Regions from separate parts of the Homo sapiens genome. Here all the other regions are linked to region 1. The links are chromatin loops, found by intact Hi-C in ENCODE. Cell type or tissue: heart left ventricle. All regions are shown on one strand.

The links. A loop is a pair of places that touch in the nucleus more often than their neighbours do. Peaks named below come from ENCODE experiments on the same cell type or tissue, not always from the same donor. Only the 100,000 strongest peaks of a DNase experiment are listed, where the experiment ranks them.
Region 2: a loop joins it to region 1, with 7 times the contacts of the local background. A loop is called at or near these places in 38 of 110 quality-filtered maps.
Region 3: a loop joins it to region 1, with 21 times the contacts of the local background. A loop is called at or near these places in 106 of 110 quality-filtered maps.
Region 4: a loop joins it to region 1, with 2.9 times the contacts of the local background. A loop is called at or near these places in 38 of 110 quality-filtered maps.
Region 5: a loop joins it to region 1, with 4 times the contacts of the local background. A loop is called at or near these places in 3 of 110 quality-filtered maps.
Region 6: it touches region 1 in a loop (4-fold over the local background); 17 of 110 quality-filtered maps call a loop at or near these places.

The regions. Positions count from the first base shown.
Region 1 is chr7:35,706,683-35,711,682 of GRCh38, reverse strand. No RefSeq gene overlaps it. Among named protein-coding and RNA genes, the nearest start is that of LINC03013, 7.3 kb to the left of the region's middle. In heart left ventricle, a CTCF peak has its summit at 2,038; no DNase peak of the experiment used is centred here; H3K4me3 peaks cover 401 bases; H3K27ac peaks cover 321 bases.
Region 2 is chr7:35,973,795-35,978,794 of GRCh38, reverse strand. LOC107986734 (a long non-coding RNA gene) reads left to right here. Exons shown (of 3, transcript XR_001745010.1): 3 at 1,282-1,369. It also overlaps the pseudogene SEPTIN7P3. Among named protein-coding and RNA genes, the nearest start is that of SEPTIN7, 180 kb to the right of the region's middle. In heart left ventricle, a CTCF peak has its summit at 2,723 (motif pointing right); no DNase peak of the experiment used is centred here.
Region 3 is chr7:35,904,441-35,909,440 of GRCh38, reverse strand. SEPTIN7 (septin 7) reads right to left here. Exons shown (of 14, transcript NM_001788.6): 14 at 2,331-5,000. Among named protein-coding and RNA genes, the nearest start is that of SEPTIN7, 110 kb to the right of the region's middle. In heart left ventricle, CTCF peaks have their summits at 2,609 and 2,808 (motif pointing right); a DNase peak (open chromatin) is centred at 660.
Region 4 is chr7:35,982,451-35,987,450 of GRCh38, reverse strand. The region is part of intron 2 of LOC107986734 (a long non-coding RNA gene); the gene reads left to right. Among named protein-coding and RNA genes, the nearest start is that of EEPD1, 170 kb to the left of the region's middle. RefSeq lists a silencer at 2,126-2,175. In heart left ventricle, a CTCF peak has its summit at 2,103 (motif pointing left); a DNase peak (open chromatin) is centred at 2,090.
Region 5 is chr7:35,884,579-35,889,578 of GRCh38, reverse strand. It overlaps SEPTIN7 (septin 7), which reads right to left. Exons shown (of 14, transcript NM_001788.6): 10 at 3,700-3,751. Among named protein-coding and RNA genes, the nearest start is that of SEPTIN7, 86 kb to the right of the region's middle. In heart left ventricle, no CTCF peak of the experiment used is centred here; no DNase peak of the experiment used is centred here.
Region 6 is chr7:36,301,190-36,306,189 of GRCh38, reverse strand. It overlaps EEPD1 (endonuclease/exonuclease/phosphatase family domain containing 1), which reads right to left. Exons shown (of 8, transcript NM_030636.3): 8 at 4,652-5,000. Among named protein-coding and RNA genes, the nearest start is that of MATCAP2, 64 kb to the left of the region's middle. In heart left ventricle, no CTCF peak of the experiment used is centred here; a DNase peak (open chromatin) is centred at 2,819; H3K27ac peaks cover 1,107 bases.

The DNA.
Region 1 (5,000 bases):
ATATGCCTTTCTTCTTAATCTGTTTCTTCATGCTAAACAGATAAGATTAAAATCATAGCTGCATTTCAAGAAATTGTCTGCAATCCTTCATTTTCTCCAGTAGATGTAAATTTTTATGTGGCCAGACTGTGCAGTGAACAAGCAAAAATAGGGAAAACTGAGCTTCAGGTCTAAATTAAAGCGAACGAAGACTGATGGTAAATGTAGCATTACTATATTAAAAAAAATAAATGTAGTATTTAATCTTAAAAATAAAATGTTAGGTAAAAATAGCAAATTGCAGAAGGCTATGTAGGGTTTTGTGTGGATCTGTCTTCACTTGGTAGAAGATAGCTGAGATCCACTCTCTCCCTGATCACCTATGAGATTCCTTAATCCTTTCCCCTTCTGCAGAGAACTCTGTGAATTAAGTACATGATATGAAATTAATGTCAAATCTGGGATCCATAATCTTATATTACTTCTTCCCCCTCATTTATTTGAATATTTAAAACAATGTATTCTTTAACTCATAACTATATCTTTTCCTGATAATGTGAACTTGATATTTAAATTCTACTTTCCGTCTTGAAGTTCTGTCACCTACACCAAGTTCTGTGTTTGGCTACTCTATTTGTAGTTTGTAGAATCAAAAATATGTTGTCTATAATTTTGTTGCTGTTTGAATTCGAAGTTTGTTCTTCTGATTCCACCATTCATTAGTTTCCTTAAGCAGATAAGTAAATCAGTTATATAGTCAGTTTATTATATCACAGTGAATACTAGGGGACGTATGCAATTGTATTTGTGTTTAGGGAGCATCTTAAACTTTGAACTATTTATGTTAAATTTCTAGAATTCCTTTCTTCTGATGGAATGATTTGAGGCTAAGGTAGGATTTTTGAAAAACAATGACTTTCATTCAAAATTTATCTACTCAACCAAGCAAATGAAAAGGGGCAGCGAAGGAAAAATAAAAATGGGAATGGTAGATGGCAGAAGAAACTGAGAACACAGAAGAAAGCGGTAGGTTTGGAGTGGAAAAATTAAACTAAAAGAAGGCAAGATGAAGAAAAAAATGTACCCTAAATGAACAAATTGCAAATTTAATGGCATCTAGAAATATAAACTGAGGTTAAGTTTCTAAATTATAGTCAGTCCCAAGGTTTAGATCTGCAATCCCAGGAATGGTTAGTTTTTTTTTTTTGTTGTTTTTTTTTTTTTTTTTTTTTTTTGAGACAAGCTTTGTTGCTCAGGCTGGTGTGCAGTGACATGGTCACTGCAACCTCAACCTCCTGAGCTCAAGCAATTCTCCCACCTCAGCCTCTTGAATAGCTGGGACTACAGGTGTGCGCCACCGCACCTGGCTAATTTTTGTATTTTTAGTAGAGATGGGGTTTCATATGTTGCCCAGGCTGGTCTGGAACTCCTGAGCTCAAGTGATCTGCATACCTCCTCCCAAAATGTTGGGATTACAGGCGTGAGCCACCCTGCCTGGTGGAGAGTTAACTTTAAAGATCACCTACCCAGAGGCCAGTTCTACTACTCTGTGGCTGATTCCTGTCTTTTTCTTCTATTCACTAGCTCTTTTGGGGCACAGTGACATTTCTCAGAGGTAGAAAGCTACCAGCAATATAGTTTTCTACTTTTCCAAAAGGAAAACATACCATATTCCTGTCTAGTGGTAAATTTTCTTGCTTTTAGTAGAGTTATTTCATTATAGAACTCTGAAAATGGTAGCTATGAAAATAGCCAAGATGTCGCAAATGAAGAATCTTTGTTTCCGATTTAAAAATTGGAATAGGAAATGATAGGATGTTAAGAAAAATAATAAATGTTTCCCTTCCTCTCCTTGGCAAATCAAATGCCCAGTTATCAAAGAATGCAAGAAAATATTGCCTACATGAGCAGAACTGTTTCTAAATAAAATGTCTGGCATGTAAATGCTGCATCAGTTCCTAATTAAGAATTCTGTAAATAAAGCTTTGCTCTTCATCTCCTGTTTTCGTTGGAAACTTCCATCAGAGATAGTGACTGGTGTGAAGCAGTGGAGACACCCAGTGGCTACTGTGGTTAACCACCGCAATGGTACATTTCATGCTGCGTTTCCTGTTTCTTGTTTTAGATGTGTCTATTTCCTTTTGAAAATATGACACTAAGTACCTCTAAATAGAAATTTAATAATGTAATAGTAATTGTGAAATTAATGACTTGAATATTACTCACAAATTAGGCCTTAATCTGAAGGATGGAAGGATTTGTGAATAAGCAACATTTAAAAATACAGTAAAAGAAAAATATTCAATCTTGCCTAATTCATTTTTAAAAATCATAGTTTTTCAAAACATAAAGGTAGATCCATTTTATTGAAGTAAAAATTTTGATTTAGGAAAGGATTTTATATAGAAATTAACACTTGAAATTTGAAATTTAAACTTGAAAATGTCTCTCTGACTTCACCCAAACTGTCAACAAATAAAATACATTAGTTCAAAATGTAAGGGCTATGAAGAGAATCTGGTTGTTCTTGTAAAATGTATATTTTATTATTATTTTTTAAAAGGCTCAAACTGAGAAATAATGCCAAGACTTGCTACTGAATGAAGGAATAAATGAACTTAAAATTTCTTTTAAATAGCTTTTTTTTTTAATCAAAATAGTAAAATGAGTTCACTTAGAAAAAGTAGAAAATATAAACAAAAAGAAATAAAATGCCCACTACAATTTCACTCCACACTTTGGTTTATATAGTTCTAGAAATTCTTCTTAATGCATGGAATATATATATATATAATTTTTTTTGAGATGGAGTTTCGCTCTTGTTGCCCAGGCTGGAGTGCAATGGTGCGACCATGGCTCACCACAACCTCTGCCTCCTGGTTTCAAGTAATTCTCCTGCCTCAGCCTCCCAAGTAGCTGGGATTACAGGCATGTGCCACCACTCCCAGCTAATTTTGTATTTTTAGTAGAGACAGGGTTTCTCCATGTTGGTCAGACTGGACTCGAACTCCCAACCTCAAGTGATCCGCCGGCCTCGGCCTCCCAAAGTGCTGGGATTACAGGCGTGAGCCACCGCACCCGGCCCATACCTGATTTTTAAAAGCCTATGAAACAGCAATCTAAAAATGGTTTTTGTTCATGATAAGTAAAAATGAGATTGTGTATACAAAATGGAGATTCTAAGGGAAATATGAAAAGACTGGAAACTAGGCTGGCTGTGGTGGCTCATGCCTGTAATCCCAGCATTTTGTGGTCCAAGGTGGGTGGATGGCTTGAGCCCAGGAGTTCAAGACCAGCCTTGGCAACAGGACAAAACCCTATCTCTACAAAAAATAAATAAAAAAAAATTAGCCGGGCATGGGGTCATGCGCCTGTAGCCCCAGCTACTCAGGAGGCTGAGGTGGGAGGATCACTTGAGCCCAGAAGGATGAGGCTGCAGTGAGCTGTGATCGTGACACTGCACTCCAGCCTGGGTGACAGAGTGAGACTCCATCTCAAAAAAGAAACAAAACAAAACAAAATGAAACAAAAATAAAGAAAGAGTGAAAGGAAAAAAGAAACTAATATATATATAAATGGTGGGAATCAAAAAGTGTCATCTCTCAAATGAATCTGAGCAAAATTGAGTCTCAAGTTAAGCTGAGACTTCTTTTCTTTCTTTAAGCTTATTTACCACCATTGATTCCCTGGCATCCTTAGAAATTTAGGTGGTTTATAAAGAGGATGCCTCAACATTTTCCCTTCCTGAAGTATGCTATGAACTGTAATTTTGGGTGAAAGTGAATAAAAGATGGTTATGTTAACCAAAGAATGACTTTCACAGACACAAGAGAAAAGCTACAAACATATAATAATTATAGAAGATTCTAGTTATATGTGCAATAACAACTAGTACATTAAAATACTGAGTTTGGCGGAGAAGGAGTTAGCAGGAAAATGGCCTCTGGTATGACCAACCATTAAATGAGAGAGGAATGTGTACAAGAGACAAGACAGGTACAATGCTGAAATTCCTATGGGTTTTCTCCGTTTTGCCGAGTAGATACCAAACAGGTTTATCAGGGATGCTGCTTTTAGCTGCATGACATTCCTAACAGATGTGTAAAGACCGATGCCCCCCCATTGCTTCTAAACTTTGTACCCATGATGCTTCTGTGGCTTTTTCCTTAACTCTTTTTGCCAAATCTCCTCCTGAATGTGGCTCAGACTCTCCCAGACATATTACTATTATTGCTCACAAGATAGAGGATGTAAAATGGGCATACAAAACCCTATAGAACTGCATGCTCTTAAATAGAAATACTGTGAATAAAAGTCAAGGGCAGCCGGGCGCGGTGGCTTACGCCTGTAATCCCAGCACTTTGGGAGGCTGAGGCGGGTGGACTGCTTGAGGCCAGGAGTTTGAGACCAGCCTGGCCAAATGGTGAAACCCCATCTCTACTAAAAATACAAAAAAAATTAGCCAGGCGTGGTGGCTCATGGCTGTGATCCTAGCTACCTGGGAGGCTGAGACACAAGAATTGCTTGAACCCGGGAGGCGGAGTTGCAATGAGCTGAGATCGCGCCACTGCACTCCAGCCTGGGTGACAGAGAGAGACCTTGTCAGAAAGAAAGAGAGAAAGAGAGAGAGAGAGAGACAGAAAAGAAAGAAAAGAAAGAAAGGAGTCAAGGGCTTTAGTATCAACAGCTCTATCAATTACTAACTGTCGAACTTAGGCAGGTAACTTCCCTACAGCTCATTTCCCTCTGTAAACTAAGTATTATAATTTAGTCCGTAATATTTATTGTTGCTCTGCAAAAAGGATTGTGCTAGGCAACAATGATATTGAAATGGCTAAGGCACAATATCTAGCCTCAGGGAGCACATAGTCTAGTGAGGGAGACAGACTTAAGTCATTACCAGCCAGGGGTGGTGGCTCACCCTTGTAATCCCAGCACTTTGGGAGGCCAAGGCAGGCAGATCACCTGAGATCAGGGGTTTGAGACCAGCCTGGCCAAAATAGCAAAACCCCATCTCTAAA
Region 2 (5,000 bases), 270 kb before region 1:
GATGAATCCCAAATTACAGGAACCAAGTTTGCTTGAAAAGCAGCAAAAGTTTTTGTTAAAGATGAGAGACTTTAAAGATGATAAACCATCTCGGCATTACTTACAAAGAATGACGTATTTTATAACTCCAATTACTAACACCTTTCCTCTTTTGACCAAAGTTACCTTATTTCCATGGAATTAACTTCAAAAGACTATCTCTGTGCACAAAGAAGCAGATCCAGAGACTTATCATGGCACTATGCACACTTCCTAAAAATAAACTGTCACTAAAACTGAGAAGAAATAATACTTTTTGGTCTGTCATGACCCCAGCAGATTATCACATTCTCAAGGTCCGGACACCTTAATGTGTGCAGTCACAGTGTAATCCTCACTCCAGTCACAATGTAATCCTCACTCCAAACAGCAAAGGCATGGGGCCCATTTTATAGCTGAGGAAACATTCAGAAAAGTTACATGCCCAATTCACAGAGTTGGGGTCTAAACTGAGACAATTAGTGTGTCCGGTGCTTTCTGCTTCTCCAGGCTGCCTGGTGGCCAGCTGCCCCTCTTAATCAGGGAGCATCTGCTCTGTGCTAACAACTCCGTAGATCATGCTTCAGAAATGTGGCAGTGAGCAGACTAGGTGCTAGTAAGGCATAAGATTTACACACAGGCCCTGGTGTCACCAAGACCAGTTCAAACTCTGGTTCTGCCAGTTACCACCTATTGAATAAGCTACTAAATATTTTAAACCCTCAGTTTCCTCATCCTTTCGCAGATGAGGAAACTGAGGGTTTAAAATGTTTACTAACTTATTCAATTATTAGATAACATATTAAGTTATATTAACAGATAACTTATCCAATTGTTATCTATTAAGGATTAAATGATGATAATACATGTAACTACTTAGGTTACCATCTGGAACAGGACAGTTATGGGAAGTTGTTATAACAAAAGAGGCAGGTAAAATTCTGAATGAAGTATAAGGACTTACATTTGCAAGCTTTTAATTAGAAAGGACTTCAATTTACTGGTGTGGCAAATTTTTCTTTCAAATCAAGTAGGACACCACAGCAGTCTTCACTAGGACCTTCCTTGGTGATTCAACAGTAACTATTAACTATCCACATACTACTTAGATCGATCGATGGCCTCCAAGGTGTAGAGTAATACTTCATTGGGGCTTAGGAACTAACCTTTTTGTTTTACTCTTTCAAATTTTATTACATAATGTTCATAATAGTGTAGCAGTACATTTGTTGACACATATTTTCATTGATCAATATGTTACAGGAAGTCAGAGACTCCAAATGGAGGGGCCGGCTGAAGCCATGGCAGAAGAACGTGGATTGTGAAGATTTCTTGGACATTTATTAGTTCCCCAAATTAATACTTTTATAATTTGTTATGCCTGTCTTTACTGCAATCTCTAAACATAAACTGTAAAGATTTCATGGACACTTATCACTTCCCCAATTAATACCCTTGTGATTTCCTATGCCTGTCTTTAATCTCTTAATCCTGTCAGCTGAGGAGGATGTATATCGCCTCAGGACCCTGTAATAATTGCATTAACTGCACAAATTGTACAGCATGTGTGTTTGAGCAATATGAAATGTGGGCACCTTAAAAAAAGAACAGCATAACAGCAATTGTTCAGGGAATAAGAGAGATAACCTTAAACTCTGTCCACCAGTGAGCTGGGTGGAACAGAGCCATATTTCTCTTCTTTCAAAAGCAAATGGGAGAAATATCACCGAATTCTTTTTCTCAGCATGGAACATCCCCGAGAAAGAGAATGCGCACCTGGGGGTAGGTCTCTAAACTGGCCCCACTGGGCGTGGTCGTCTCTTATGGTCGAGACTGCAGAGGTGAGATAGACTCCAGTCTCCCATAGCGCTCCCAGGCTTATTAGGAAGACGAAATTCCTGCCGAATAAATTTTGGTCCGATGGTTGATCTCAAAACTCTGTCTCCTGATAAGATGTTATCAATGACAACAGTGCCTGAAACTTCATTAGCAATTTTAATTTTGCCTCAGTCCTGTGGTCCTGTGATCTCACCCTGCCTCCACTTGCCTTGTGATATTCTATTACCTTGTAAAGTACTTTATGTCTGTGACCCACACCTATTTGCACACTCCCTCCCCTTTTGAAACTCCCTAATAAAAACTTGCTGGTTTTTGTGGCTTGTGGGGCATCACGGAACCTACTGACATGCGATGTCTCCCCCTGACGCCCGGCTTGAAAATTTCTCTCTTTTGTACTCTGTCCCTTTATTTCTGAAGCTGGCCAATGCTTAGGGAAAATAGAAAAGAACCTACATGAATATTGGGGCAGTTTCCCCGATATCAATACATATAACTATGGACACTCAAAAATATTTTCATAAGGAAACAACATCAGGTTTGGAGGCTGTGATCTAGATAACTTTCTGAGTCAACATTTTGCTCCTGATGCATTCATGGCTATCAAGCCATCTTTCCTTTCTTCCCCTCACCTACCATATTCTGACTTCTACTCCTAGATTAATTTCTCCAAGAGGACAGAACATATTAAGATGTGGTGGGTCAGAATGTGCAGGTGGTAGTGGTGACACCCAGCTAATGAGTGTGAGAGGCATGGGTCTGTATCTCCTCAGCTTTCAAGATTACAGCCTGAGCTACACAGAAAGAAGCTCTGTGTCCATTTTATTAGCAACTTCACAACTTGCTTCTGAACCTGATAAGGAAGCAATGATATCCCATTCCACTAGGTGGCAGCAAAACTTTACCCACAAGGTGCCCAAGTGGTTCACTGGTATTATTAGTGCTAACTTGTTCAGCCCCACTTTATTAGCAGAAAGACAGTGGCTAACAGGATACTTCAATTACATAATGCCTCTGACAGTGGAGAACAGACACTGCCGTTTTGCTTTCTACAGGCTGGCCTTTCCTTAGGCCTACCTGAATTTTACATGTATTGTGAATGATCCTTTCAGAAATCCACAGACCAAATAGCAAAACGAGCCTTCTAATATACTTAAGACTGGAGTCAACAATAAAAAGACCTAGTAAAGTTATATAGATCCTACATCAGATTCAGGTGACACCCTGGGCATGCCATGGATAAAAACTTCTGAAGTTTTCATTAGGATGGTAGAATAATGAATGCGTCTTAGAAATCTGTTATTATAATATATACAATTTTGAAATAATATTTCCCAGAAGCAGTAGTACTTAATCAGTTAGGCAGGCAGTCTGTATAAATTTTTTACCTTTGCATTCTCCAAATTCAGTAGGTTGTTCTTAGCCTCCCTAAAACCAAACATTTTTGGCTAGAGGTGTTAACCCAATCTCTCAACACAAACACTGAAAAAAATAAATAAAAAACACCCAAACAACAATCTCTGATATTGACTTATAATTATTCCCTCTGCTTAGGTCATTAATTTAAAAAGTAAATAGGGTAAAACATTTCAAGATAATAAACTGGGCTACATTAATTACACTTAAATTATGTATTATGTTAAAATCTACATCATTTGATCTTGAGAAATTACACCACTCTCTTTCCAGTTAAAAAATTCAGTTTCCAGGGACTTGAGAGTATACCTAATCTGAATGAGTTAGAAACTTCTCAGAGGCCAGGCATGACGGCTCATGCTTGTAATCCCAGAACTTTGGGAGGTTGAGGTGGGTGGATCACTTGAGCTTAGGAGTTCGAGATCGGCCTGGGCCACATAATGAAACCCCATCTCTACAAAAAATACAAAAATTAGCCAGGCGTGGTGGTGCATGCCTGCAGTCCCAGCTACTCAAGGGGCTGAGGCAGAAGGACTGCTTGAGCCCAGAGGGTTGAGGCTGCAGTGAGTCGCGTTTGTGCCACTGCACTCCAGCCTGGGCAACGAAGCAAGACCCTGTCTGGAAAAAAAAAAAAAATTGTTCTCAGAAAAATAAGCATACAAATGAGAGATAGAAATGAATAGAGAGATATGGTATCTCTTAAATTAGAAAATCAGCACAAGCATATAAGAGATGTCATCATAGAGGAGGCAAATTCAAGTTGAAAAGTTTCTTCCCAAACATACTCTACTCTTGTACATCGACTGTGGAATATTGAAGCCCCCACACTCTATTACATCACTACATGGCTTATTATGTGAATTTTTTACAATACAAACAAAACATACAGAAATGCAATATATGAATACAGCTAAACGCAGAATGGTGACTTTTTTTCTCTTCAAGAGGCCATGATTCCCATTTCTAGTAAAATAAAGAGACTGCATATAGGTAGAAACAGGTTGGTCATTAGCTTTGCCTAGAAATGATTTTGCCTAGAAATGATCTATAAATGCATTTTCCCCCTGCTACTTACCATAAAGTGTAAAAAGGGAGTTAATGCAAAGTTTTCTTGTTGGTTCCTACCATATGAAAGATGCTGTATTCTATTTTAGCAGGGCCAATATATGGAAAATATCTAAATTAAATGTTATTACAAAAATGAAGCAGTAATGAGACTCTGGCTAAGGAGGGCACTAAATGAGAATAATATATATTTAAAGAATCCAAAACAAACAAACAAAAAGAGACTGTTATAAAAAAAAAAACCTCTAGGTGCACTGTAAGCATATAGGGTTTTTTTTTCCCCATGTGTATTTATAAACAATGGAAATGTCAAAAAATAGGGTCAACTGTGTTAGACTAAATTATATTATTGTATATGCTGCATTGAATGGAACCTTTGTATTATAGTTATCATAGAGAAGCACAGTTTGCATCATATTATGGCAATTTATCCTCAATGAAAACCTTCCAGAGTCCTTTTTTTTGGAATATCTTGTAAAAAATCAAACCACCAGAACATGATTGTACAACTGTAAAATGTTCTTTTGCATTAAACCAAAGATATCTGTTTAATAAAAAAAAAAAAGAAAATGTAGGAAAGCTACTTAGAGCTGTTACTTTCTAAGTACAGAACACCCTAGACAATTCGAGGCATCTTAATCTCCATCAAGAACAACAACAACAAA
Region 3 (5,000 bases), 200 kb before region 1:
CAATCATACCTGAATGGAGACTACAGAAAGTGGATTTTTATCAGCGGCCTCCATTCCATCTTCCAAAGCACCTGACTCTTAGGGATGGGGTCTAAATAGGCACTAATGAGGTGGAGATTTGAGAAAATGCCAATTTGAGTTCCTGGCACCTCTGCCCAGCAATAAAAAGGTCTAAGGAAGATTTCATTTGTGTCTGGGTGAGAGAACTGTGTTCCCAAAATATTGAATACAACATTTAGTTTTGTTTTTTAACTTTATCAGGGTAAGCCAGAGATTTGTATAATCACATTGAGAGTTATCCCTAAGGAAAAAAAAATTGGACAGCTCCTATTATGTCCCACCGATATATTCCGACTTCTGAAATGCAGGGAAAACAGCTCACATTAACACCAGGGGCCATGCCAGAGTGCTCATTACTTCACTCACCATTTGCCAAGTTGCTTAAAACTACTGGCTTATCCAAGACACAGGGAACTTTTCTGTGCTACGCTAGAGTACAGCATATATTTAAATATGAAAGAGATCATTAAAAATTCAAAGACAACAGAATTAAATGAGGGGTAAAAAAGTTGTATGCCTTTGCCAGAACAAGTTAGTTTGGTATCCCCACACTTGGGTGAGAGCCAGCCCCTCACCCAGGGGAATCTGTGCTCTACTTACGTGCAAATCTCCCGGTGAAATGCTGCTCCCTTGCAACACACTTGGACAAAAGGGAGCTAAGCGGGGTGGCCCACCTCGAAGAGAGAACAAAGAGAACAAAAAGGAAGTTTGTTGGTAGTGTCTGACTACCCCCCCTCTGCTAGCCTCCTCATCTATGCCACATCTTCACAAACCTCTGCTCTCAGAGGTGTCAGCTACTGCCTCTTCCCACCCCCATAGGGTTTCAGAAAGCCTGAGTGGCATTCGATTTCGGCAGGTCCACAAACAGCATCTAAAAGAGGTTCCGTGTGGCCAATAGGGTTTCAGGCTACCCTTTTTGAGAGCCTGGCGCAGAACAAGGTCTCCTTTCACTTGACCCTCCTTTGCCAATACAAGGCTGTTTGGCTGGGTCCAGCACCCCATGGGGCAAATGTTCAGGCCAAGAATAGTCTTCATTCTTCCCATGAAGCTTTCAAAGTCTTCTAAAGAACACAGGAAATTGTCAGCCTCTATTTTCTGCTGAAAATGGCTGACACTAAACTTTGAACATTCTGTGGATGAATCCCAAATTATGGGAACCAAGTTTGCTTGAAAAGCAGCAAAAGTTTTCATTAAAGATGAGAGACTCTGATAAACCATCTCGGCATTACTTACAAAGAATGGTGTATTTTATAACTCCAATTACTAACACCTTTCCTCTTTTGACCAAAATTACCTTATTTCCATGGAAGTAACTCCAAAAGACTATCTCTGTGCACAAAGAAGCAGATCCAGAGACTTACCATGGCACCATGCACATTTCCTAAAAATAAACCGTCACTAAAACTGAGAAGAAATACTTTTTGGTCTGTCATGACCCCAGCAGATTGTCACATTCTCGAGGTCTGGACACCTTAACGTGTGCAGTCACAATGTAATCCTCACTCCAAACCAGCAAGGAAGGCATGGGGTCTGTTTTATAGCTGAGAAAACATTCATAGAAGTTACATGCCCAATTCACAGAGTTGGGGTCTAAACTGAGACAATTAGCATGTCTGGTGCTTTCTGCTTCTCCAGGCTGCCTGGTGGCCAGCTGCCCCTCTTAATCAGGGAGCATCTGCTCTGTGCTAACAACTCTGTAGAAGATCATGCTTCAGAAATGTGGCAGTGTAGCAGACCAGGTACTTGCAAGGCGTAATATTTAAGCACAGGCCCTGGTGTAACTAAGACCAGTTCAAACTCTTGTTCTGCCAGTTACCACCTATTGAATAAGCTACTAAACATCTTAAACCCTCAGTTTCCTCATCCTTTTGCAGATGAGGAAACAGGGTTTAAGATGTTTAACTTATTCATTTATTAGATAATGTATTAATAAGTTACCTTAAGAGATAACTTACCCAATTGTTATCATTAAGGATTAAATAACACATGTAACTACTTAGGTTACCATCTGGAACAGGACAGTTATGGGAAGTTTTTATTACAAAAGGGGCAGGTAAAATTCTGGATGAAGTACAAGGGCTTACATTTGCAAGCTTATTATTAGAAAGGACTTCGATTTACTGGTGTGGCAAATTTTCCTTTCAGATCAAGTAGGACACCACAGCAGTCTTCACTAGGACCTTCCTTGGTGATTCAACAATAACTATTAACTATCCACATACTGCCTAGATCGATGGCCTCCAACGTGCAAAGTAATAATTCATTGGAGCTTGGGGAAAGTGTAAACCTTTTATTTCACTCTTTCAAATTTTGTTCCATAATGTTCACATTAGTGTAGCAGTACATTTGTTGACACATATTTTCATTGTTCAATACATATAATTATGGACACATGCTCAACAAATATTTTTGTAAGGAAATAGCATCAGGTTTGGAGACCATGATCTAGATAACTGAGTCAACATTTCGCTCCTCATGCATTCATAGCTATCAAGCCGTCTTTCCTTTTTCCCCCTTACCTACCATATCCTGACTTCTACTCCTAGTTTCTCCAAGAGGACAAAACATATTAAGATGCGGTGGGTCAGAATGTGCAGGTGGTAATGTGACACCCAGCTAATGAGTCTGAGAGGCATGGGTATCTCCTCAGCTTTCAAGATTACAGCCTGAGCTACACAGAAATAAACTGTGCCCACTTAACTTGCTTGTGAACCTGATATGGAAGCAATGATATCCCATTCCACTAGGTGGCAGCAAAACTCTACCCACAAGGTGCCCAAGTGGTTCACTGGTATTATTAGTGCTTACTTGTTCAGCCCCACTTAATTAGCAGAAAGACAGTGGCTAACAGGATACTTAAATTACATAATGCCTCCAACAGTGGAGAACAGACACTGCCATTTTGCTTTCTACAGGCTGGCCTTTCCTTAGGCCTACCTGAATTTTACATGTATTGTGAATGATCTTCTCAGACATCCACAGGCCAAATGGCAAAAAGAACCTTCTGATATACCTAAGCCTGGAGTCAACAATCAAAAGTCCTAGTAAAGTTATATAGATCCTGTATCAGATTCAGGTAAAACCCTGGGCATGCCATGGATAAAGAAAGACTTCTGAAAGTTTTCATTAGGATGGTAGAATAATGAATGTCTTACAAATTTATTATTATAATACATAGAATTTTGAAATAGTATTTCCCAGAAGCAGTAGTACTTAACCAGTTCAGCAGGCAGTCTATATACATTTTTTACCTTTGCATTTTCCAAATTCAGTAGGTTATTGTTAGCCTCCCTAAAACCAAACAATTTTGGCTAGAGGTGTTAACCCAATCTCTCAAAACAAAAACTGAAAAAAATAAACACCCAAACAACAATCTCTCTGCTATTGACTTATAATTATTCCCTCCGCTTAGGTCATTAATTTTAAAAAGTAAATAGGGTAAAACATTTCAAGATAATAAACTAGGCTACATTAATTAATTTCTTACCTAAATTATGCATTACATTAAAATCTATGTCACTTGACCTTAAGAAAAGAAATGACACTACCCTCTTTACAGTTAAAAAAAATTTCAGTTTCCAGGGACTTGAGAGTATACCTAATCTGAATGAGTCAGAAACTGTTCTCAGAGGCCAGGCATGACGGCTCATGCCTGTAATCCCAGAACTTTGGGAGGCTGCAAAAAATACAAAAATTAGCCAGGCGTGGTGGTGCACGCCTGCAATCCCAGATACTCAGGGGGCTGAGGCAGGAGGACTGCTTGAGCCCAGAGGGTTGAGGCTGCAGTCAAGTCGTGTTTGTGCCACCGCACTCCAGCCTGGGCAATGAAGCAAGACCCTGTCTGGGGGAAAAAAAAAATGTTCTCAGAAAAATAAGCATACAAATGAGAGATAGAAATGAATAGAGAGATATGGTATCTCTTAAATTAGAAAATCAGCACATATGCATTCTAAATGAGACAAGCATATAAAAGATGTCATTGTAGAGGAGGCAAACTTAAGCTGAAAAGTTTCTTCCCAAACATACTCTACTCTTGTACATCGACTGTAGGATATTTAAGACCTCACACAATATTACATCACAACATCGTTTATTATGTGAATTTTTTACAATACAAACAAAAAATACAGAAATGCAATATATGAATACAGCTAAATGCAGAATGGTGACTTTTTTCTCTTCAAGAGGCCATGATTCCCATTTCTAGTAAAATAAAGAGACTGCATATAGGTAGAAACAGGTTGGTCATTAGCTTCACAATTTTGCCTAGAAATGATCTATAAATGCATTTCCCCCCCTGCTACTTACCATAAAGTGTAAAAAGGGAGTTAAAGGAAAGTTTCCTTGTTGGTTCCTACCATATGAAAGATGCTATATTCTATTTTAGCAGTGCCAATATATGGAAAATATCTAAATTAAATGTTATTACAAAAATGAAGCAGTAATGAGATTCTGGCTAAAGAGGGCACTAAATGAGAATAATATATATTTAAAGAATCCAAAACAAACAAACAAAAAGACGTTGTTATAAAAAAGCTCTAGGTGCACAGTAAGCATATAGGGTTTTTTTTTTTTCCATGTGTATTTTTAAACAATGGAAGTGTCAAAAAATAGGGTCAACTGTGTTAGACTAAATTACATTATTGTATATGCTGCACTGAATGGAACCTTTGTATTGTAATTATCATAGAGAAGCACAGTTTGCATCATATTATGGCAATTTATCCTCAATGAAAATCTTCCAGAGTCCTTTTATTTTGGAATATCCTGTAAACAATCAAACCACCAGAACATGATTGTACAACAGTAAAATGTTCTCTTGCATTAAACTGAAGATATCTGTTTAATAAAAAAAGAAAATGTAGGAAAGGTACTTAGAGCTCTTACTTTCTAAGTACAGAACACCCTAGACAATTCAAGGCATCTTAATCTCCATCAAG
Region 4 (5,000 bases), 280 kb before region 1:
GTTGCACGCCACCTGGGCAGCTCTGCAGCCTCAGCCACAGCACTCACTCCTGAGCCTCCCCTCTGCATCTGGCGGGGCAGTGCCAAGGAGAAGGGCTCCAGGCCACCCCCGCCCTCCCCACTGGGCCTGCGCAGGCCCCACAGTATGCAACAGCTGACCTCTCCTCAGAGGCCATGCCGAAGGGAAGGCTGGCTCTCTCCAGTCCTCAGGAGACAGATGACAGCCTCAGGCCACCACCCCTTTTCGAGTCTCCACAACACAAGGCATCCGTTCTGCCTCTTTTTGCCATGACAGGGCATCAGCCTTAAAACCACAAGGCCATCTTCATTCCTACTTTTGGCTATAAGTGGGGCTGGAACAGGGGTCAAGACCTTGAACAGGAAAGTCTGGCTCTTTTCCTGGAAGAAGGAAAATACCTTTCATTTTTCCCTAATAAACCACAAACCCACTCTTCTGCCCCCACCCAACAAGGATTACCAGAAGCACTTAAACAAAGACCCCTGAACTAAACAACCAAAATTTCACAGTCGCTCACCCAGCAACCTGCCACACTAACATTTACTGAGCTTATACTGCATCCTACATGCTCTGCTAGGCGCTTGGTAGATATAATCTCATTTTATCTTCACCACAATGCCATGAGGTAGAGACAATCATCCGTGTTCTCCAAATAAGAAATTTGACTCTTAAAAAAACAAGTTAGGGAACTTTCTCAGGATCGAGTGAGAACTGGCACCTACCTGATGCACATGGTTGAGATTCATATAAATTATCTGGGCGGAATAGACTTTTAGAACCTGATGCCCTATTAGAAAGTCGCATCTACCTGCAAAGTCTTCCTCTCAGTAAGCAAGTATGGCCTCACTGGATTATTCCAGCATGCATTGCCTGCCCCTCCCAGGGGATGTGCTCAAAACCTGGCTCTAGGAATTCATCCTGTGGTTGTCTTGTCCTGTGCTGGCCTCACTGCCTTCCTCAGACTGCACAGACCCAAGCTCTTTCAGAAAATGTTGTCAGGTTGGCCACGCAGAAATTCATATCCTTCTTCTCCCTCCTCTCACTTTGAGAGATTGTTGCTTTTTAGCGATAGAAACTTCTAGTAAAGGGAAGGCCCTAGCAGTGGACATTCAGCAGTGGATAGCCACAGACTGTCCCCCACCCCTGCACTTGAGAGGCTCCCAGGTGCTGCTGAGGTCTCCTGCAGGCCAGGTTTGATGACTTTGACTCTCTGCGGGTCTCACTTCTTTTGAGGACAAACTAGCTAGTGACTGTTCCGGGCCATCTGTGGCCATGGAAGCCAGAGCATCACGCATCTGCTGCATCTTTCCATCTACGGAAAATTAATTCCAAAAAACAGACTTTTTTTTTTTTAAGACCGAGTCTCACTCTATCACCCAGGCTGGAATGCAGTGGCACAATCCTGGCTCACTGCAACCTCCGCCTCCTGGGTTCAAGAGATTCTCGTGCCTCAACCTCCTGGGTAGCTGGGATTACAGGTGCGTGCCACCACGCCAGGCTAATTTTTGTATTTTTAGTAGAGACAGGGTTTCACCATGTTGGCAAGGCTGGTCTCAAACTCCTGACCTCAGTGATCCTCTCGCCTTGGCCTCCCAAAGTGCTGGGATTACAGGCCTGAGCCACCGTGCCCAGCCTGAAAAAAAAAAAACGGACTCTTTATGAATCCATTTGTAAAGGCATAACGTTGGTACATTTCTTTGCCACAGGGATGCCAATGACTAGGCCAGCCACCTTGAACATGGGAAAAGTGTTTCACATCAATGGCACGAGAGATCTTTGAGCAGTAGGTGGGGAAGACACCATTTCAATCTGATAAGTAGAGAAACTGTGGCAAAGAGAGGAGGGAAAACTTGCTTTTCTCATCAGAGCTGGAGAGCAGAACCTGGTCTCACGATTTTTTCCCCAGATGAGGTTTGTCCACCTGGTACTGCAAAGACCTGCACCAAGTTCATGACCCTCAAAACGTCTTTTACTTCTTAAAATCCAAAAACGTTGATCTAGCCCCAGGAGTTTACTGCCTCTGCAGCTGCTGAAGCCAGGGCTCCCCTGTGGGAAGGGCCTGATGCTGGGGCTGCACTGCCTCCTGGTGCCCACTGGGAGTTATGTCCCCAGCTCTCCCACCTGATAGGGGAGTCGGGGCCCATACTTGGCTTCTTCTGCCTCATCTTCCTCACATACACACTCCTCTAAATGGACAGAAGGCGACAGGGCACAGGGAGGGGCCTCAAAGGCCTCCACTCACACCCCCATTCCCATAACCAGACCACCTACCAGACAGTGTTGACATATTTTTATTAATTTATTTATATTTTTTGAGAGATAGGGTCTTGCCCAGGCTGGAGTTGAATTGCTGGGCTCAAGCCATCCGCCTGTCCCAGCCTCCTGAGTAGCTGGGACCAACAGGCTGTCCATGTGGTCAAAATAAGCATGGTGAGCCCAGTGTGTGCAGTCACAACCCATGGAGGTCCTTCCATGAGTGTCTGTCAAACCCAAGCCGACACTGCCTTTCTCCAGAGAGGTCCCACATCCATCAAGGACATGATGAGGTCACTGGGGACTCTTAATCCAGTGCTCCACTTCCAATGGCCAGGCTGATGTTCTGAGGACAGGCCTGTATCTTCCCCCTCTGTAGCCATCAGGGAGTTGATGCCGTCTGTGGTCCTTGACCACTATCCAAAATGGGAACCCCTAGGGTGATCTGTCATCCCCTGTGCTTCTCCCTGGCCCAGTCCCACCCCTCCCCAGCATTCCCATCTGTGCCCTGCACTCTGCCCCGCACCCCATCCCACAGTCAGCAAACTCCAGACTGAAGGGCTCTCCCACCTTCTCCTCTCTCCAGCTCTTCTCATGCCCTGGCCTCCCTGTGATGTTCAGGCCCTGGTGAGAGTAAGTGAGAAGCTGGAGAAGGGACTGACCCGCATGCAGGCTGGCCAGGGCCAGAACAACATGTATAGGGGCTGTCAGCCCTGCAAGATGAGCGCCACCACCACCCACCTATCCAATTCAAAAGAAAAACCAGCTTAAACTCTACACAGGTGCAATGAAGGTCAACAAATCCTGGTTTCCCATAAGTGATTTGATGTCTTTTTCTAAAACAGTATCAAACTTCAAGCTTTTTGCCTCCCAAAGCTTTAGCAACCTAAGCGGCATCTGATGTGCCTGTTGGGCAATGCACACATCTGAGGAGGTGGGAGGTGAGGCCAAGCGTGGGGACCTGGGGCCTGGTGCCCTGAGGTGAGGACAGGAGTGGGTGAGGACCAGTGGTGGGAGAGGAGAGTGAGCTTGTGCTTTCAGAGGGACAGGGCACAGGCAGGGGCTGCAGTGAAGCAGGAGAAGTTCCTGGAGATGAGGGGACCACGTTGGCCTGACTCCTGCCCCCACCTGCTAAGGAGGAGAGAGGGGTCTCTGGGAAGCTACCAGAGTCTCCCTCTTGTTGTGCTGACCTGGGCAGGGAACAGACAGGATGGGATTCTAGAATAGTCCCGTCACTCCCTGACTTGGGGAAGCTTGGGACCAGCACCCTAAGGCCCAGACCAGGCCCAGGCCAAAGAAAGCACAGGGAGAAGAATGAGGAAGTTGATGAGTAACCTATGGTGTTCCCAGGGATGTGAGGGGGTGTGAGGGTGCAGCCCCTCCAGGCCCAGGCGCCTGCTGGCTGCTCAGAGGGACGCTGTGCCTCACTGGTCCTGCTGGGTTTGCGATGGGCTCAAATCCTGTGCCTTCCATTTGCATGACTCCAGTTAAGTCATTCAATTGCCCCTGGCCTAAAAGAGGTGAATGGGAGGTAGAGGAGTAAACGCAATGGGTTTTCACTATTTTTTAAATTATGGGAAACAATATATTATATAAAATTTGCCATGTAACCAATGTTTAACTTACAATTCAGTAGCAGGCATGACATCTCCCCAAACAGAAATTCTGTACCTATTAAGCAATAACTTTCTATTTTCCTCTCCCTCCAGCCCCAGGTAAGCCATAACCTACTTTCTGTCCCTGTGAATGTGCCTATTCTAGATATTTCATTGTGAACTCATGCAGTATTTGTCCTTTCGTGTCTGGCTTCTTTCACTTTTAGTTAAGTTTTTCCCAGTTCACCCACCTGGCAGCACGCATCAGACTCACATTTTTTAAGGCTAAAGAGCATTCCATAGCAGGGAATACCACGTTTGGCTTACCATTCAGCCTGTTAACGTTTGTTCGCGGGCCCTGGGGAACAGTGCCGTACTGCCCCTCCATCCGCTGGGTCCTTGCCTTACTCTTCGGGGACTGCGGGCCACGGGGAGATTCTATGCTTAACCCCTGGGGGAAGCACACTCTGTGGGTGCTTTCTTCATGCTGGGGTGTAACGTTCTGTTTCAGGCGTCTGTTGCTTTTGTAACATTCTTAAACCTCTTCCCTAAATAGAGAAAGAGACTAGACGGCCCTGGAGTATTTCTGAAACAAAATAAAATCCCACTGCTGAATGGCGTGGGTCGCAGGGTCGCGCTCCAAAAGCCCCCTGGGGGAGCCCACTCCTCGCGACCCGCAAGGAGGTGCTGCCACCTTCTGTGGCAACGGCCTCGGCCGCTGCTGACCCTCGGAGGGTGGCCCCATGGGTTCCAGCCCCCGGCGACCCTAAGAGACCAGAGGCCCCACGGAGAAGGGACCCACAGGCGCGGGGCTAGGGGGCGGCTACGGAATCCTAGGGTCCACCCGGAGGTGGCCAGCGCGGGCGGGGGACACGTAGAGCCCAGGCTGGGGTCCAGTGCCACTTAGGACGTGGGGACGGAAGCCTGAGGGTTTGAGTCTTTACTGGGCCCTCGGAAGGGAACACTGATTTTGACCACGCTTGATTTTCTGCAGACTGTGACCCTGCGCTAAAAAGCGTCCCTCTCATGATGCTTCGTGCCTGTTTCTCTGAGGCCACGCGGTCCTGGAGGGCAGAAGCGTAGTGTATGTGCGTGTCTGGTGCAGAGTGGGCACCTGCACCCATGCCCCCAGTG
Region 5 (5,000 bases), 180 kb before region 1:
AGCAAGAGACCGTCTTAAAAAGAAAAAAAAAGTGTATTGTTGTACTGTTTTTATCATTCCTTACAACCAGAGAACCTTTACTGTTACTTCACAATCCAGCTTCTTGAATCTCCCCCTTTGGGAACAAAATGTGATATTCAATTACTCTGATTCATTTCGTACTGACATTTCCATGCAATTCTCTGATAGTTGACTCCCCTTAGTCCTAAGTCTGGTTTTTCCAAAAATCTCATCTCCCAGACTCTGTCCCTCAATAAATTCACGTTCTCTTATAGCCACAATAGTTACTTCTGAAGTTCTACCACTCCACTTCAGGCAAGTCAGGCAGCTCCCTACTCCTGGCATATCTGGCGGCTGACACTGAACAGTTCATGCTAATTTGTCAATCTCTCGTCAAAGACTTAATTGCTTTGGAAACCTTTTTCCCAGCCTTGACATCAAAGCATTCCAACCATGACCATTTCCTCCTTGGTTGTCATTCATTTTTGGTACAAGTATACGTCACAGGTGACATCATATCTCTTCAACTGTAAGATCCCCTTTACAAGGAACATGCCATTACCTTTTGCATCCCAATGCAGATAGCAGATGATAGGAATTTTAACAGAATTCATAACTCAAGATTGAAGCTGAGATATGATAAACACTTTTTGGAACCAGTTTCTCTAAGTGGAGAAAAATAACAAATACCTATGCCAATATAAAACAATGTTTATTTAATTTTTCTTTTCCGTTTTTTTTTTTTTTTTTTTTTTGATACAGGGTCTCGCTCTGTTGCCCAGGCTGGATGGAATGCAGTGGTACGATCTCAGCTCACTACAATCTCTGCCTTTCAGGCTCAAACCATCCTCCCACCTCAGCCTCCTGAGTAGCTGGGACTACAGGCATGCACCACCACGCCCGACTATTTCTTGTATTTTTAGTAGGGACGAGGTTTCACCATGTTGCCCAGGCCAGTCTTGAACTCCTGAGCTCAAGCAATTCTCCCACCTTCGCCTGCCAAAATGCTGGGATTACAGGTGTGAACCACTGCACCTGGCCTGATTTTATTTATTATATATTACATATCATCACTGCATCACTGAAAAATCGTTAAAGGTCCTAAGGAAGAAAACTTACATGAAATGTTTGCATGAATGTGTAAGATAAAAGTAAGGTGAATTTACTAATTGTTAAGTTATTTTTGTTAGTGTCATCTAATATTTTAGATAATGAATAATTTTTCTTTTCACTAAAATCACTAAAGTCTTCTATACGACTACATAATTCTGATTTTTTCAGGTTATGAAAGTCTTTATTTCCATTTAAATATACTTTATCATTTTATGATTCAACCCACTCCTCCATTCTCAAAATAATTTGTTAATTAGCAATAGTTTCCCCACAGTTTCAGGAATTTGTCTCTTCCATTTCCCATTGCTGATATCGTAACTCTTTCTGTTCTCCTTTTGTTTTCTTTCCCCATTTGATTTCTGAAACACCCATATCCACACCCTGAAAATATTTGTATAGTTTTCCTCCTTTCCATCGTCTTCCTTGGTTTGCCTGGAGTAAGTTAGTTCTCTTAATTAGCAAGAGAACTTCTTTGAACTTGCCTCTTTCTTAGAAGCAATCACTATTCCTTTGACCTGCAAGATTTCAATTATTTGGGATTTACAGACATCTGTAATATTGGTATTGGTATTTTATTTCCTTCCTTCAAGTATTTATTAAATATCCACTAGATGGCTTTGTCTTAAAGACATGAGCTAAATTAAATACACATCTTTTTAATAATAACTTTAGAATTTTTAGGCATAAAAGTCTTGCTGCTCTGCTGTATTAAATCTTCCTGCAGGCATGGTCAATTTGCTCTGTAATGCTTATACTAGGGAGGTCCCTCACTAGCCGCCAGGCTGTGAACCTTCGAATATTCAAAGTAGCCTCTGGGCTGGGTGGGTGTGGTGGCTCAAGCCCGTAATCCCAGCACTGTGGGAGGCTGAGGCAGGTGGTTTACTTGAGGTCAGGAGTTTGAGACCAGCCTGGCCAACACGGTGAAACCCTGTCTCTACTAAAAATACAAAAATTAGTCAGGTGTAGTGGTGCATGCCTATAATCCCAGCTACTCAGGAAGCTGAGGCAGGAGAATTACTTGAACCTGGGTGGAGGCTGCAGCGAGCCAAGATCGTGCCACTGCACTCCAGCCTGGGCAAGAAAGTGAGACTCCATCTCAACAAAGTAGCCTCTGGCTCAGTAACTAGCTTTCCCCTCTACAGTGTTTTAGGTATGTAGGAAATTATTGATTGTATACTTTTAAAATACACAAGAAAAAGTTATAGAATGCCATTGTGTCAAGCACTAGGCAAGTACCATAGAAGATTTAAAAACAAGAGGAATGCAATGGTAAATTAGTATTTATTAAACATTCTCTACTTATATACTGTCATAGCAGATTATATTATTAATATGTATTCTTTTGAAGTCACACCTTAAGAATGGAAGAGGAAGGGAATGGTTCATAATAGAGCCTGAAGTGTTGTATTCTCAAAACCCAGAAGATGACCTTCTCGTGCTTTTGCTCTTCTCCACTAAGTGAGGCCTGGCAACCTCAACTGCTGAATTAAACCTATCATGTAGTTCCTACCAAGAACACCTGCTCCTTTGAAAATAAAGATCAATTACATGCCATTTATTTAATTTCAAAATTCACTCTCACCTCTATTGTATTTCTTGAGGTAGCAGTTTGACTGTCTTAAATTTTCCCCCTCACTTCTCACCTTGAGAATGACCTCTTGTTATTCCATGATTTCCAACTATTATCCATATTTATGTAACTACCTTTCTTTACACAGCAAAAGAGATTCTTATGTTTTGGGAAAGTGGGTAGAGGTATGAAAATTAATAGATATCAACTAAAGACAGACATCTAAAACTGAAGGTTAAAGAGAGTATGTGGTAAAGGTGTAGAGAAGCAAGAGAGAAAAGTGGGAAATGCGGAGTCAGGTAGGGAGGGGAATGAATGTGTCTCAACATGAAAATACTGAGGATCATTTTGATGCCCTTTCTGTTCCTTGTCTACTAACATCTCTAGTCCTATTACACTTTTTCTTCATGATTTCCTCTCTGCTGCTGCTTTTCTAATTCATTAGTAAGAGATCCTCTTTACAGTCCTGGTCCTCTAATCAGGATGGCCTCGATGTCCTGCTCCCATAGGCTTTCCTTCTCTTTCAGCAGGTGTGTAAGACACAATTTAGGGATTTCTCACCTGGTAGGAATACTGGTTTTATTCACTATGTTCCAGTACATAAAATGTGCCCTACTCACCAGCTACCAGGCTGTGCACCTTTTAACATTCAAATTCTAGCTTTGGACTCAAAAACTAGCCTTCTCTTATATAGTTTTCACAAGGTTTTCACATTAAGAAAAAAGAGCCTCTTCTACTTCACTTTCCATAGTTATTTCAGTATTAAATCTCGACACAAAGTATAATGATAAAGAGACTAATTTTCCTATGTATCCCTAGACAAATTACTTTGCAACTTTTGCTCATGACTTCAAAACCTTGGAGAAAGAATCATCTATATGTAGTGTTTACTTCATGGCTAGACTGAAGATATAAATTTAAATTAGCTACATTTATAGAAGGCAAAAAGTAAATCTGTCCAACTCTTACTTAGGGAAAGAAAATCTTATGCTATTTCCATCATTGCTTGCACTTACCTTATCAACATATTTCTTAGGATTGTAAAATCACAATGTTCACCATTTTCAACTGTAAGAAAAAAGCAGACCGCATATGTTATATTTCCACTAAACCTAGTCTTTTCAAAAAATATTTCACAGGAACTTGGGGTGTAAAAACAAGAAGAGGAAATGCAAAACAGATCAATTTTTTTGAGATTTAACACTAACATAGTACACTCAATGTGAGGGCATGACAGAGAAGTGTACTCTATTATTGCCTTATTGTAGTTTAATCCTCAGAAATAGATATGTAAACCTAACAAATGAACTCTCCAGAAACAACTTTGAAATTCTGAAAGGGGAAATCTTATTATTGGTAAAAAATATATTTATTCTATAATACATTTAAAAAATTCAGTGGTGTGAGTGAAGGGAGAATCACTTTAGAAAAAATCTTAAGGTAACCAAAATGAAAAAGGGAGCCAAGAACTTTCAGGTTCTTTACTTTTATTTTTAAAGAATGTATCACAAATAGGAATATTACTTGGGAGTAGAGGGGTAAACTACAAAAGAGAGATGCAAATCAATTTCTCCGGTGCGTATTTTTAAGGGGTAAGTTCTAAAGCCCCAGCTCAGCAAGTAAAAGTTGCCTGGGCATGATAGAGAGAGCTGGGAACAAGGTACACAGGTCACTGATGGGAAAATTGCCAATAAGGACAGTTACCTGAAACAATATCCTAAAAATTAAAGAATTGTTCAAAATAAACCAGGGGCAGTGGTGTGTGCTTATAGTGACGTGATGTGGGAGGAGCATGATGTGGGAGGATCACTTTGAGCTCAGGATTCTGAGGCCAGTTGGGCAACATAGCAAGACCTTGTCTCTTAAAAAAAAAAACGAAGTTCAAAAATAATAGCAACAAACAGATAAAACAATCAAATCTCAATTTTGGTTTCAGCTTACTATAATACAGAAGATTAAGTATCAGATTAAACCAATACAATAAACCTATTGCCAAGAGGAAGTACTTCTGAGGCTTGGTGTTATAACTAAGATTTTATTGGTATTTAAAACTCCTTACTTAACCCTTAATAATTTAAGATAGCAGGTTAAAAAAGAAAACAAAAAACTCCTTACAAAACTAGTAAAGAGGATCTCTTATTAACGAAATTTTTTTACTCTAAATATGAGATATCAAAAAGGGCAACTTTTGCACTGAGGAAAGAAGACTGTGGATGTTTTAACTGGGCTTACAAATTTCTTCAATCATTCTTGAGGGTCCATGACCATCTGACGTTCCGATAAAAGTGACTGGCCTTCTCTCCAAATGTTTGATTCC
Region 6 (5,000 bases), 590 kb before region 1:
ACAATCAGCTCCTATGAGCAAGTAGGAGCTGACTCCAGCCCACCTCTGCCTGCATAGCTCTCTACGAGTCCTGTGGAGAACTTTATTCTTTTAGCAGCTCAAAAAAAGTCTTACATATTTATTACTAAGCCAAACTACAAGTTCAGAGCATAGGAACAAAGAGAAAAATCCTTTCCCTAATAAAATATGTTGAACTGTCCCAATAGTGGTAATGTTTTTGGCTTGATGAGGTCAGACACTAGGGATCTTGCATCAATATGTGCGTATCTCAGACCCAGTTCCCAAGAGGCCCAGCTTGGTTCTGCTCCAGTGTCTCTCCTGGGAGTTGTACCTGATGGTTTTTGCCATCACAGCTCTCTGCAGCCTGGAACTCACAGACTCAAGCAATCCTCCTGCCTCTGCCTCTCGAATAGCTGGGACTCCAGGTGTGCGCCACCACGCCCGGCCAGTACCTGTCTTTATTACCAGTTTCCATCTGAATCCACTGGGGAATGGGACAATTTTGTTTTTGTTTCTTGGCTAGGAATTGCTTAATCCTGAAAGTTTTGTGAGAAGACATGGTAGGAACAGGGACGACAGCACACGGCACAATGGTGGAGCTTGGCAAGCATGGGAGTGTAGGAGCTCAGAAGCGCGGGAGACGGGGAGCATGGGAGCGTGAGAGAGCGGGAGCATGGGATCATGGGAGCATGTGAGAGTGGGGAGCATGGGAGCCTGAGAGTGGGAGCATGGGAACACGGAAGCTCGGGAGATGGGGAGCATGGGAGCGTGAGAGAGTGGGAGCATGGGAGCATGGAAGAGGGGGAGCACGGGAGCATGAGAGAGTGGGAACATGGGAGCATGGGAGAGGGGGAGCATGGGAGCACGAGTGTGTGAGAGAGTGGGAGCATGGGAGCGCAGGAGAGTGGGAGCGTGGGGGCATGAAAGAGTGGGAGCACGGGAGAGCGGGCCTCGCATGCTACGCTCATCCAAGGTGGCCTTTAATTTGTTCAAACACATGTGGCCTCCATTTCAGGAGTCAGCACCATTTTTGGGGGGGGGTCCTAATTTTAAAAATGTTTACTGAACTGGATTATTTATCTTAAATCGGGGCTTTTTTCCCCCTAAATTTCCATGCAACTTTTTCAGATGGCTTTTTAATAATTGTTATTTGTAATAATGTCAATAGCTATGAATAATGAATTCTGTCTTCCCTGCTAAACTGTAAGCTTCACACAAAAGGGATTATCCCGTGAAGTGTCAGGCACACATTAGGCCTTCAGTAAATATGAGTTGGATGGATGGATGCTTGGGCTTTGATCATTCTCTCCCCTCCCCCTTCCTCTCTCCCTTATTTCACTTACTTAATTTATTCTAACCAGCCAGCTGCTAAGTGGGCAGGCTGGAGAAGGTGCTATTCATGAAGTTCCTAGGAAGGAAGTGTCCAGTGTCAGCCTGGTCCCAGAGGCTCTGAATGAGGGTTCACTGCAACTTCCAGCCTGGCCCAGAGAGAGAGTTCTGTACCAACGAGCCACTCAGATCCAAGTGATGGCTCCATCCAAACCACTTTAGAAATCACACCTCAAGGCCATACTGAATTGGATTGTCCTTATTTAAAGCATTTCAAAGTAAAACATCCAAGTATTCCTTTACTGAGGGGGGAGAAGTAGGAATCAAGCCCAAGAAAACATCTCCAGGCACTGAACTGCTAATGCAGCCTTGCACCAGCCCAGCCCTAGGACTTGTCAGCCGGCACCCCGAAAATCCAACAGGCCTCAGGCTGCTTAAGCCCATTAATGAAGCACAGTACACTAGGGTATCTGGTGTGCACACATGAGCACGTGTCGTTGTGTACACATCCTCACAACTCTGCATGGCCAACACCTTTGCTCATTCACCCTCAAACCTCAATTCCTGCACCAACAAAGCATCCCTTGGCAAACACTGCCCCTCTCAGGGGGGTTTTCTCTCCAGGATGCAGTGGTGGATCATGCCGAGGCACGAGCTCTTAAGTCGTCTCCAATCCTCTCCCGGCTGATTCCTCTAGAAGCACAATGACCTGCCCCCTGACTGCATGACCTACCCTTCCCAAGCCCCTCACAACACCACTCACAATGTGTCTGCTCATGCAGGCTGCTCTGCGGACACTCCTTGGAGAGGCTGGGCCTGCCAAATTCAGTGACCATCCCAGGGAATGTTGGCTGTCCCTCCCCACAGGAATTCACCCAGTGGCCTCCTGTCCTTGTGCTCATGGTAAATCCAAGGTGCTGTGTGTGTGTGGTCCCCAGAGAAGCTTTATTGAGTTTCCCACTGAGTTTCTCTACCAGGAACAGCTGGAGCCTGGGAGCAGCGGTTTTTGGCCCTGAGAGAGCCTCTGGGTTTTTCTTAATAATCAGTGTGCATGTGACAGGTACCACTGGCCCAGGGGTCCCTACTTCCGAGGGCCCAAATTGACCAGTGGAAAGTATAGAATTCCATGCTATTGGGAAACCACAAAGCTTGGAAGGAGCAGAGAGAGCCTGGGGATACAATGTAAACACTAAGAAATAAGCAGTGAAAGATTATTTTTAGAAACGCTGCCACTTAGTGAGCCCTTATGATGTGTCAGAGCATTTGAAACAAATGGCTTCCCTGCAGTGTCACACCACTGGCCCTGCAGTCAGATGCCCTGAGAGCTGGGCAGATGTTTGTTTTTCACAACCTTCTCAGAGAGGTTTTGTCCTCACTTAATAGACAAGAAAACTGGGACTTTGCCAGACATCTTGAACGTGCAGGGGCCAGCAGCTATGACACAGAGAGCTGGGACAGAAGCCAGGCCTGCTGCCTCCAAATCCTGGGCATGTAGCCATGGAGCAGTGACAACACACCCGGGGTCCTCAGGGGAGAAGTGCCACCCACTCTGTCTGTGGTGTAAGAGTTTATGTCCAACTAAGCCCAGGCAGAGGCACTTTGCCTCTGGGTGCAGGGCGTGCTGGTAGAAGTGCAACGCTGGTGGGCAGGCATTCTGGCTCTGCCCTTTCTCCTTGTACAGCCCTAGCCTGGTTACCTTCTCCATGCCTCAGTTTCCTCCTCTGTGAAAGGAACAGAAGAAAGATAATAGGACCAACTTGATTGCACTGTTCTGAGGATGAAGTCAGTTTAAAGTATGAAGTGCTTAGAACAGTAAGGGGTCAATAAGTGGGGGCATGGGTTATTTGAAACTGTATGCTAAGTTTAAGACCCGTGAGTGCTGTTCAAGTCATTAATTCCTCTCCCCAGAAAACAAACCCTGTAGCTGTCTCAGGTGAGATTCACTTAAGGTGGAGACTTAAGCCACGCTGGGCAGAACCGAAAACCCAGGTGTTAGGATTCTCACCCATTCCAGAGGGCAATGTTATCTGCACTGAGGAGAATTCTGATGTCAGAACCAAAGAAACACAAAGAAGAAAATAGCATCCCCTTGACTTTGAAAGAAAGCAGCCCTTTAGGAAAGGCCAAGCCCGTGTCCTCCCTTGCAGTCCCTAGAGCAGCCATGAGGGAGTCAAAGCTTGGGCCTAGTTATTTGAGGCCCAGGAGGGCTTCCCGCCTCTAGTCAGTCACCCCTGCAGTGCCGGCAGAGCTGATAGAGATGGCTGGGTCCCCACCCCTGCATAGAAAGAGCCATCTCTGATCTGTGGTAGACAATGGGCAGGAGAGGAGAGAGGTTCCATTGGGGCGTGGAAGGGACAGTTGGCTGCCTGCGGTTCTCCTATGATAGGGAGAGCAGGGAGAATGCCGTGGGCTCCTAGTCAGCGCCTGTGGGACTGGAAGAGCTTTTCTTGTACTTAATCCCTTCTTCCCCTCCCAGCCCCGGTTCAGCAGCAGGGGACTTCCCTTGGCTTCTCCAACAAAGTCCTTCGCAGTTAGGCCCCTTCTCAGACAATCTTGGAAGATGGAGAAGCAAGAAAAGAATGGAGAGGGAGAATGGAAGAGGTGGACTCAGAAATGCCGCATTTGTGGGTGGAGCTGGGGCTGGGGTGAGAGGAAGCTCCGGGGAAGGCACAGAAACAATCCAAGGGAGGCAGGTCAATTCCACACAGCGGAACATGACTCAGCAGGAAAAAGAAAGGAGCTATCAGACCATAGAAAGACACAGAGCAACCTTAAATGCATGTGGCTAGGGGTAGAAGCTCACGTGAACAGGCTGCATACTCTATAATTCCAACCAAACGACACCCTGGAAAAGACAAAACTATGGAGATGGTGAAAAGAGCAGTGACTGTCACGGGTTAGGGGGAGGGAGGCATGGGTGAATAGATGGAGAACAAGGGTATTTTTTTTTAGACAGAGTTTCGCTCTTGTTGCCCAGGCTGGAGTACAATGGCATGATCTCAGCTCACTGCAACCTCTACCTCCCAGGTTCAAGCAATTCTCGTGCTTCAGCCTCCCAAGTAGCTGCGAATACAGGCATGCGCCACCACATCTGGCTAAATTTTGTACTTTTAGTAGAGATGGGGTTTCACCATGTTGGTCAAGCTGGTCTCGAACTCCTGACCTCAAATGATCTGCCCGCCTCCACCTCCCAAAGTGCTGGGATTACGGGCTCGAGCCACCATGCCCCACCACAAGGGCATTTTTACATCAGAGGAACTATTCTGAATGATTCTGTAGCATGGTGATACATGTCATTCTACATTTGTCAAAACCCATAGGATGCACAACACAAAGAGTGAACTTTAATATAAACTATGAACACTGTAGCTAATAATGAATACAAGTTCATCAGTTGTAACAAAGTGCCATGCTAATGCAACATGCTAATTAGAGGGGGAAATATGCAAAGAAGAGGAGGGATATGGGAATCCCTTTGTGCCTAATTTTTCTGTAAACATAAAACTGCTCTTACAAATAAAGCCTATTAATTAAAACAACAAAATACAAAACAACAACTAAAACCAAAAACAGCCAACACCCAATGGGTTGAGCTGGAGTAAGAACAGGCTGCCCAGCACACTTCCTGGGCCACTGAGCCCTGGGCGTGAAAAGCAAAAGGGCCAGTGAGG